2 separate regions of the Homo sapiens genome follow, and region 2 is linked to region 1. Evidence: chromatin loops called from intact Hi-C (ENCODE). Cell type or tissue: right lobe of liver. All regions are shown on one strand. Each heading gives the region's core, and the rest is flanking DNA. Links, peaks and the distances in the headings are about the cores only. Region 1 overlaps MUC4 (mucin 4, cell surface associated). Region 2 overlaps LINC01983 (long intergenic non-protein coding RNA 1983).

What was found. A loop is a pair of places that touch in the nucleus more often than their neighbours do. Peaks named below come from ENCODE experiments on the same cell type or tissue, not always from the same donor. Only the 100,000 strongest peaks of a DNase experiment are listed, where the experiment ranks them.
Region 2: a loop joins it to region 1, with 2.1 times the contacts of the local background. A loop is called at or near these places in 1 of 110 quality-filtered maps.

What each region holds. Positions count from the first base shown.
Region 1 is chr3:195,762,532-195,766,915 of GRCh38, forward strand. It overlaps MUC4 (mucin 4, cell surface associated), which reads right to left. Exons shown (of 25, transcript NM_018406.7): 8 at 4,132-4,220; 9 at 2,739-2,918; 10 at 2,466-2,591; 11 at 1,514-1,633; 12 at 902-1,110; 13 at 324-414. Among named protein-coding and RNA genes, the nearest start is that of MUC20, 44 kb to the left of the region's middle. RefSeq lists an enhancer at 1-120. In right lobe of liver, for the core only: no CTCF peak of the experiment used is centred there; no DNase peak of the experiment used is centred there.
Region 2 is chr3:195,837,400-195,841,783 of GRCh38, forward strand. All of the region lies in intron 1 of LINC01983 (long intergenic non-protein coding RNA 1983), which reads right to left. LOC107984010 (a long non-coding RNA gene) reads right to left here. Exons shown (of 2, transcript XR_924880.3): 2 at 1,793-2,718. Among named protein-coding and RNA genes, the nearest start is that of LINC01983, 21 kb to the right of the region's middle. In right lobe of liver, for the core only: no CTCF peak of the experiment used is centred there; a DNase peak (open chromatin) is centred at 2,338.

The sequences.
Region 1 (4,384 bases), core at 161-4,160:
GGCCCTGCACCGCAACGCACCCGGCCCTGCACCGCAACGCACCGGGCCCTGCACCGCCACGCACCCGGCCCTGCACCGCCACGCACCCGGCCCTGCACCGCCACGCACCGGGCCCTGCACCGCCACGCACCGGGCCCTGCACCACAACGCACCCGGCCCTGCACCGCAAAGCACTCGGCGCGGCACCGCCACGCGCCCGGCCCTGCACCACAACGCACCCGGCCCTGCACCGCCACGCGCCCGGCCCTGCACCGCAACGCGGCTTCCCGCCCACCTCGCTGCTCCCGGTGCGGGGAGGGGGCGGCCGGCGCTCCCCAACCTACCTCCGCCGTCTTCATGGTCAGGCTGAAATGTCACAGTCTGGTTATCCAGCAGGACACGGATTGCGTCGTGAGGCTCAAGGAGCCATTGGACCTGGAAGGAGATGGGAGGGGGCCTGAGCCCGACCCGCAGGTGGAGCCGACGCCCAGGAAAGCAGCTGGGAGAGCCCCTGGGGCTGGAAGCTGCGCCCTGGGCCGGGAGGAAGGCGCTGGAGGCCGCGGCCTGAGGTGATGCCAGCCGCCGTCTACCGTGTGCTCGGCAGGGCCAGGCATGGTTTTCGGATTATGCCCTTTAGCTCTTACAACAGCCCGTGAGGCAGGTAATGTCATCCCCATTCTTACTAGGAGAAAACCAAATTAAGTAGTTTCTTCGAAGCCAAGCAGCTGGGAAACCGTGGGGCCAGAGCCCTAATCCACCATCCCCAGGATTTACTCCGGGACAGCTGCGTGGATGGGCTGTGTCCTCCCTCCCTCCTGCCCGGCTTCCCCTCCTTCGCTCTCTTCCTTCTCCTCGGCCTCAGTATGTGGCTGAAGGTCCCTGTGGGTGGAATGCAGGGAGGTTCCCGGCACCCCTCACTCACCGTGACGGGGCCCAGGCTGCTGGAGCGGTACTGAGCCGCAAAGGCGATGAAGTTGGTGGCCTGGGCTGAGCCAGTCTGGGCGGTGCGGCCCTGAAGCAGGAAGGAGGAGTTCCCGTCTTGGGCCCCGACCAGCAGGAAGTCCCCCAGCCCATTGAAGGTGTAACTGACACCATCCAAGGTGGTGATGTGGGGGTCCCCGAACATCCAGGCTGGAAGGAAAAAAGAGATGCTGCCTCAGCATGACAAATCATGTGTAGGGCTGAGGTTCCTCACTGCAGTCAGGTGCGGCACTTGTCCAGGAGGACTCAGGGTGAGGTTCCTCACTGCAGTCGACTGGGGCACTTGTCCGGGCGGACTCAGCTGGGGAGATGTTCACAGAGCACAGAATCCTCCCCTCAAGCCTCCTTGCATTTTCGTGCCCCGCTATTCTCACTCCTTCCCCAACTCAGGTACAAAGCCCCTCCACTGACCATCCACCCATCACTGGCGTCATCTCCATCTTCCCTTGTGGCCACAGCTCTGCCCCTACTCCTTATCCAGATGCCACCTCCCGGAAGCCCAGAAGCTCCCCCTCCCCAGAGGCTCTTCCTGGGCCTGGGCCCTGTCGCTCACCGGGCTGTGGGGGCCTGTATGTAGCACAGCCCACGTGGGGCCGCCTCTGCTGGTACAGGGCACAGAGGTAGGGCTTGTCATTCCAGCGGCAGCACCAGCTCTGTGGCTCCAGTTCCTGGGCTGCGGAGAACAGCAGTGAGTCGGGGAGGTTGAGGACCTGGAGAAGCTTGGCAGGGCAGGGTGGTGTTGGTTGAGAGCTTGGCAGGGCAGGGCGGTGTTGGTGGAGAGCTTGGCAGGGCAGGGCGGTGTTGGTGGAGAGCTTGGCAGGGCAGGGCGGTGTTGGTGGAGAGCTTGGTAGGGCAGGGCGGTGTTGGTGGCAAGAGCATGGCTTTGGAATCCAGCATGGCCCTTCTCATGACCTTGGGCAGTGAATAGGGTGCTGTCTCTTTTGCAGGCATTGGGGCCACTGTGCAGCAGGGCGCATGGTAGGAGCTAAGCAAATTTCCTGTCTTGAGGGTGGAGAGCCAAGTACTGCTGCTCTCAACGTGCTGGGAGTGGGGAGGGCACGGCTGACGGTCTGGGAACTGTGGAAACTGCCATGGGACGGGGGAGAGAACGGGAGGACACAGACCACGTGACCCCACACCCCTGCGCTCTCCAGCTCCCTTGGAGCGTCTCTGTGGGAGCTGACTCTCAGTCTTCCCCCAAACATCCTGCTCATCTGGGTCTACAGGGACGGGGTCAGCCTAGGCGCTCTCTTCTTGCCTGGAGAAATGGCCCCACTCTGGCCTGGGGATGTGGAGCCAGGTATAGAGATGAGGAAAGAGGCTCTCAGCTCATACATCCCCGAATGTCCGCTGGTGGGGATGTTGGAAGCTTCCTAACGTTACCCGATCAGGAAGTGGAGGCCCAGAGAGGGGAAGGGTCTGGGAAGGAATGAGGACGAGAGGCTTCATGCTGAGGGTCCCCTACTTGGCCGGGAAGGTGGGGTTGAGATCACGGACTCACGCACCCAACTGCCAAGGACGCTGCACGTGCCAGCCTTCACGAAACTCTCCCCAGGGCCCGTAGCTGCAGCACACGCCTCCTCGCCAAGAGGTGAAGCTGCACAGCTGCCTACTGCCGAGGCCCCAGCGACCTGAAACAAGTCCAGTCCCACTCAGGCCCAGGCTGGGGCTGCCAGGGGCGGGGTGGGAACAAGCAGGGGCTGTTTCTGGGGAGAGGCTGAGGGCGTGAGCAGAGAGGGTGGTGGGTGGGCTTGTGGGGGGCGGGAAGGAGGTGTCACCTATGCTGACGGGTTGGAATCGTAAGTCCCGTCGTCCCTGCTGCCAGGAACAAGGGCAGGAGACCTGGTTCCAGCCCCAGCTGGGCCACCGAGGCTGGCTCTTCAGCCACTGCAGGCACTCGAGACGGTAGTTGGGCCTTTCTTCCCGGTGTAGCCTGTAGAACTGCAGCCCTTGGAGGCCTGAGGTCGGGGATGGGGGGGAAAGGGCTTATCCAGGGCTGGGGCTGCAGGCCCTGTCTCAGCTTTAGGGTCAACCAAAACTCACAAATGCACCCCCTCCTGCCACTTCTCACCTCTTTGGACCCAAGTCAGATGGGCAACAATTCCTCCCCCAAAGCCCCTCGCTTGACTTAGCGTCTGCTTCTGACGACCAAACGTGGTTGCCACAGAACAAATAGAACTGGATTTACACTTCACAGTTCACGTGGCTGGTTTCTAAGGCTAAAATGTCCTTCAACCTATCACATTTTGGAAACTATTATTTCTTTCCCATTGGGGCCTCTGGACTGAGTCATGGAGAAGGCGCCATTGTTTGCCTCTTGACGCTTGTCTTTCTACCCGCATGAAAGCTCTTTGAGAGAAAACACAGTTGGTCTTTTTCCTTTGTTTCTGGCTGTTAGCACGGTGTCCAGCACACGGCAGGTGCCCAGTAAATGATGACAATGAACGTGAGACCCCCGGGCCTCTTCTTGGTGGATTCTCTCTTTTTGAGATGGAGTCTCACTCTGTCACCCAGGCTGGAGTGCAGTGGCGCGATCTCGGCTCGCTGCAACCTCCACCTCCCAGGTTCAAACAATTCTCCTGCCTCAACCTATTGAGTAGCTGGAATTACAGGTGTGCACCACAACGTCTGGCTAATTTTTGTATTTTTAGTAGAGACAGAATTTCACCATGTTGGCCAGGCTGGTCTCGAACTCCTGATCTCAAGTGATCCGCCCACCTCAGCCTCCCAAAATGCTGGGATTACAGGTGTGAGCCATGGCGCCCAGCCGGTAGATTTTCTTAAAGGATCTCACCTGGGTTCTCATTCCTGCTCTGGACAGGACACTTGGAGTATTGTCTGAACTGCCCATTCAAATCCCACCTCCCACAAGACCCTGTCCTCACTTCCAGGATCTGGGCCCCCCGAGAGCCCTCTTGGGCTGGTTCATCTGAGGGAGGAGATGTAGCCCCCTCTGAGACTGTGCTGTGTCCAGGGGTGCAGGAGGTGCCAGCTGCTCCCTGGGTGGTGCCACATCCCACCTAGACCTGTAGGAGGTTGAACTGTGTGGGGGAGGCCCTTCAGGATGGCCGTGATGTTAGGGAGGTGCCCTCTAGGACTGCGATGGTGTATGGGCTGGAGGACACGCGAGGGCTTGAGACCAGCTCAGGTGTGATAAGGTGGCACTTTTACCTGAGTTGGAATTCAGGAATCTATCAGGGCGATACCTCTCCCACACTGGCTGGGACATCAGTGGGCTGTTTTCGAAATAGCCATCTCCACTGCAGGAAAGGAGAGACTCTCAGGCCTCTGCCGTGCACAGGCTCTTGCCTCGCGGTTGCAAGGCGTCCATTCATCCCGCTAGCCGGTCAGCAGCTGGTCAACCAGCTAGGCGGGCAGTGGGTCAGTGGGTCAGCCAGCCCCCATCGTCAAGCCCCAGCACTGA
Region 2 (4,384 bases), core at 268-4,267, 75 kb after region 1:
CAAAGCCAGATCTAGCAAATAAAAATAGAGAATATCCAGTTAAATGTTACTTTCATATAAACAGTAGATGATTTTTTTAAGTATTATAATCACATACAAGATTTGGGAACCCTTATACTAAAGAAGATTTGTCATTTATGTGAAATTCAATGTGGCTGAAGATCCTGTATTTTATCCGGTAATCCATGCAGTAGCAGGAGGGGGAGGCTCCGTTGGGGGGCAGCAGGGTTGCGGGTTGGGGGAGAGACTGCCTGCCTCTTGGCGACAGGCAGCAGCTGGCCATGCAGCATGGCCAGTGGCCTGGAGATCACAGTCAGAGCTCTCCAGCAGGCGGGTGCCTCACGGAGATGGGGCATGGGGGCAGAAATCAAAGAGAAACGCCACATCTCACACTGGGATTGACGCAGGGACAGAGGACGAAGCAGAAATGCCTTGTGGGATGTGCAGCCCAAGAAGCCACAGGCAGGACATGGGAGCCGGAGGCGGCACGAGAGCGTCACCCGCACCAAAGGATTCTCGGGGTCTCGGGACTTGGGAGCCGGAGGCGGCACGAGAGCGTCACCCGCATCAAAAGATTCTCGGGGTCTCGGGACTTGGGAGCCGGAGGCGGCACGAGAGCGTCACCCGCATCAAAAGATTCTCGGGGTCTCGGGACTTGGGAGCCGGAGGTGGCACAAGAGCGTCACCCCCACCGAAGGATTCTTGGGGTCTTGGGAGAACCTTGTACTTGACGAGGGAGGCGGAACGGGCTTGATCCATTCTTATGTCTAGGCCCCATGGAAAGAATGACTCCAGTTGGCATTTGTGTTGTATGTTTGTATACACACACACACACACACACACACGTACATATGGATCTGTGTGTGATCTGGTCCATTGGTCTATGTTGGTTTTACGAGTCTAACTCTCGGAATCCTAGTGATACCTTATTGTTATCCTTGTTACCATCATAAAAGGGACCTCAGGGTCCAGTGATGTAGTGTGTAGTTATGTATACTGCTTTAGAAACATGAAGAAACTCAGGTCTGGGCCAGGCACAGTGGCTCACACCTGTAATCCCAGCACTTTGGGAGGCTGAAGCGGGCAGACCGCCTGAGGTCAGGAGTTTGAGACCAGCCTGGCCAACATGGTGAAACCTCGTCTCTACTAAAAATACAAAAATTAGCTGGGTGTGGTGGCACATGCCTGTAATCCCAGCTACTCGGGAGGCTGAGGCAAGAGAATCACTTGAATCCAGGAGACGGAGGTTGCAGTGAGACGAGATCACCACTGCCCTCCAGCCTGGGTGACAGAGTAAGACTCTGTCTCAAAAAATAATAAGTAAAAATAAAAATAATAAATAAATAAAAATAAACTGAGGTCTGGAGGCGTGAAATGGCTTGTCCAGAGCCACACAGCAGAGCCGAAACAAGAACCCCTGCAGTGACCACAGCTGTTTCTGCCGTTCTAACTTCTCTCTCCACATTCAAATGAGTTAACATCTGTGTGTGTTTCCCCGTCTGTAAAATGGGAACCACAGGAGTCTCTCACAGGGTGGCTGCAGGATTAACTCAAACTGTACGTGATTAGAAGGTGTGTCCCACAGGTGGGTGTTCAGTAAGAGCTGGTTGTTTTGACTATTATGTTTACACCTGTGTTTTTTCAGTCTGAAAAGCTGAAGGCATGACAGGATTAGAAGTGAATGAAAAGATGTATTGAGAGAACACCCATGAAAGGAGGAGGGTCTGTCAGTCATCTGCTGCTGCCTAACAAATGACTCCAAAACTGAGTGGCTTCAAACAACAAACGAGTATTTCACGCAGCAGCACACTGCTCCCCTCCCCATGCTCCCTAAGTGGGCCGAGGAAGCTGTTCTTTATTTCTGTTTCTTGATTTCAACAGATGCAGAAAAAGAGGAGCTGTTCTTTGAAAGACAGCATGGGTGGTGCAGAGGATTTGGGGCTCAGGGAGAAGTGAGACCAAGGAAGTCACAAACAAGTAATTTTCTTTTCCATCAGCTCATGTTTGCTAAGCTGCAGCCTGTCTCTGTCGTGCCGGTGTCCCCAGCGGGAGCCGGCCCTGGAGGGAGGCAGGTATTGAGGAAGGCGTCACGCAGCAGGTGGCCCCTCCGCGGAGTTTTTCAAGATGGTAGAAATTAGGCAGGCCAAGAAAGGAAAGGGGTCTCTGGCAGACGGAGATGAAGCAAACATCCAGCTGTCTCCCTCCTCCCCTCGCCCTTCAGCGGGAGAGATCTGGTCCTCCAAGCGGCCCCGGCCAGCCCTGGGTGGACTGTTAGTTCATCACTGCAGTTGGTTGGCTGGACGCTGAAGTTCCAGGAAGGTTTCTGGGCCTGACCCTGGCTCCCTGCCTTGTCGGGTTCCCATCTGGAGGGCATGAGCAGGAGTGACGCTGGCCAATCAATCAGATCTTCAGATGCGAGTGGATATTGAAGGCTGGTAGGACCGGAATAGGTGGAGGAGGAGCCCAGTGGTGGACGAAAGGGCCAGGACACACTGTCCTCTCCCCTGCCCTCATCTGCCCTCCCTGTCAGGAGCTGCTTCCCCTGTCTGCTCCCCTCCTCCTGGGGAGGAGCTGGGGCCCAGAGCCCACACACTGTATGCAGGATTGCAGGACTGAGGCTGAGTGCAGGACTGCCGGCATGAGGCAGGGGTGGAAATGTCCAAAATACCTGCAGCTGGGAGACACATGCACGCGCTTTCTCCATTCTTCCCATTCTTACTTTAAAAAAAAGCAATATACAAATGTTTTTTAAAATCTGACATTAGAAAATCACATATATTAATTATATTTAATTTATAATTAAATGTATATATTTTTATATATTTAATTTATAATTAAATGTATATATTTTTATATATTTAATTTATAATTAAATGTATATATTTTTATATATTTAATTTATAATTAAATGTATATATTTAATTTATAATTAAATGTATATATTTTTATATATTTAATTTATAATTAAATGTATATATTTATATATACACTTAATTTATAATTAAATTTATATTTAATTTATAATTAAATTACATATATTAGGGCTAGGTGCAGTGGCTCACGCCCATAATTCCAGCACTTTGGGAGGCTGAGGTGGGTGGATCACTTGAGGTCAGGAGTTCAAGACCAGCCTGGCCAACATGGCGAAACCCCGTCTCTGCCAAAAAATACAAAAATTAGCTGGACATGGTGGCACGTGCCTGTAATCCTAGCTACTCCAGAGGCTGAGGCAGAAGAATTGCTTGAACCTGGGAGGCGGAGGTTGCAGTGAACCAAGATCACACCACTGCACTTCAGCCTGGGTGACAGAGCAAGACTCCATCTCAAAAAAAAATAGGCCGGGCACGGTGGCTCAAGCCTGTAATCCCAGCACTTTGGGAGGCCAAGGTGGGCGGATCCCCTGAGGTCAGGAGTTCGAGACCAGCCTGGCCAACATGGTGAAACCCCATCTGTACTAAAAATACAAAAATTAGCCAGGCGTGGTGTCAGGCGCCTGTAATCCCAGCTACTCAGGAGGCCGAGGCAGGAGAATCGCTTGAACCTGGGAGGCAGAGGTTGCAGTGAGCCGAGATTGAGCCATCGCACTCCAGCCTGGGGGACAAGAGCGAGACTTCATCTCAAAAAAAAAAAAAAAAAAAAGAAAAAGAAAAAGAAAGAAAGAAAGAAATAATAAAATAAAATCACATATATTAGAAAATCACATATAACCCTCCTTCTCCATAGTTAAACTTAATAATTTTTTGCTCCTAATTTTCTCATCTACATATATATTTTAATATAGCTGAAACCACACTGTAGATACAACTTTTTAGTCTGTTGTTTTACTTACTATATTAAGCATGTTTAATATTACTATGTATCTATAATTTTAAGGGAAGAGCTTCATCAAGTAGTTATACCATAATTTAACAAACTTTTCCCTTATTATTATTATTTTTTAGACAGCTCTTGTTGCCCAGGCTGGAATGCAATGGCGCAATCTCGGCTCACTGCAACCTCCAGCTCCTGGGTTCAAGCGATTCTCCTGCCTCAGCCTCCAGAGTAGCTGGGATTACAGGCATGCGCCATCACGCCCAGCTAATTTTGTACTTTTTTTGGTAGAGACGGGGGTTTCTCCATGTTGGTCAGGCTGGTCTCGAACTCCCAACCTCAGGTGATCCGCCCGCCTCAGCCTCTCAAAGTGCTAGGATTACAGGTGTGGGCCACCGCACCCAGCCAACTTTTCCCTTATTGTTGAATATTTAGATAGATTGTTTTTGCTTGGTTTGCTGGTTTCACTACTCTAAATATTTGCCATGGAAACTATGCCTACAGCTTTTCCCTCTCTTTTAGTATTTCCTTAGGATAGATTCCCAGAAGTAGTATTACTGCATCAATGTGTAGA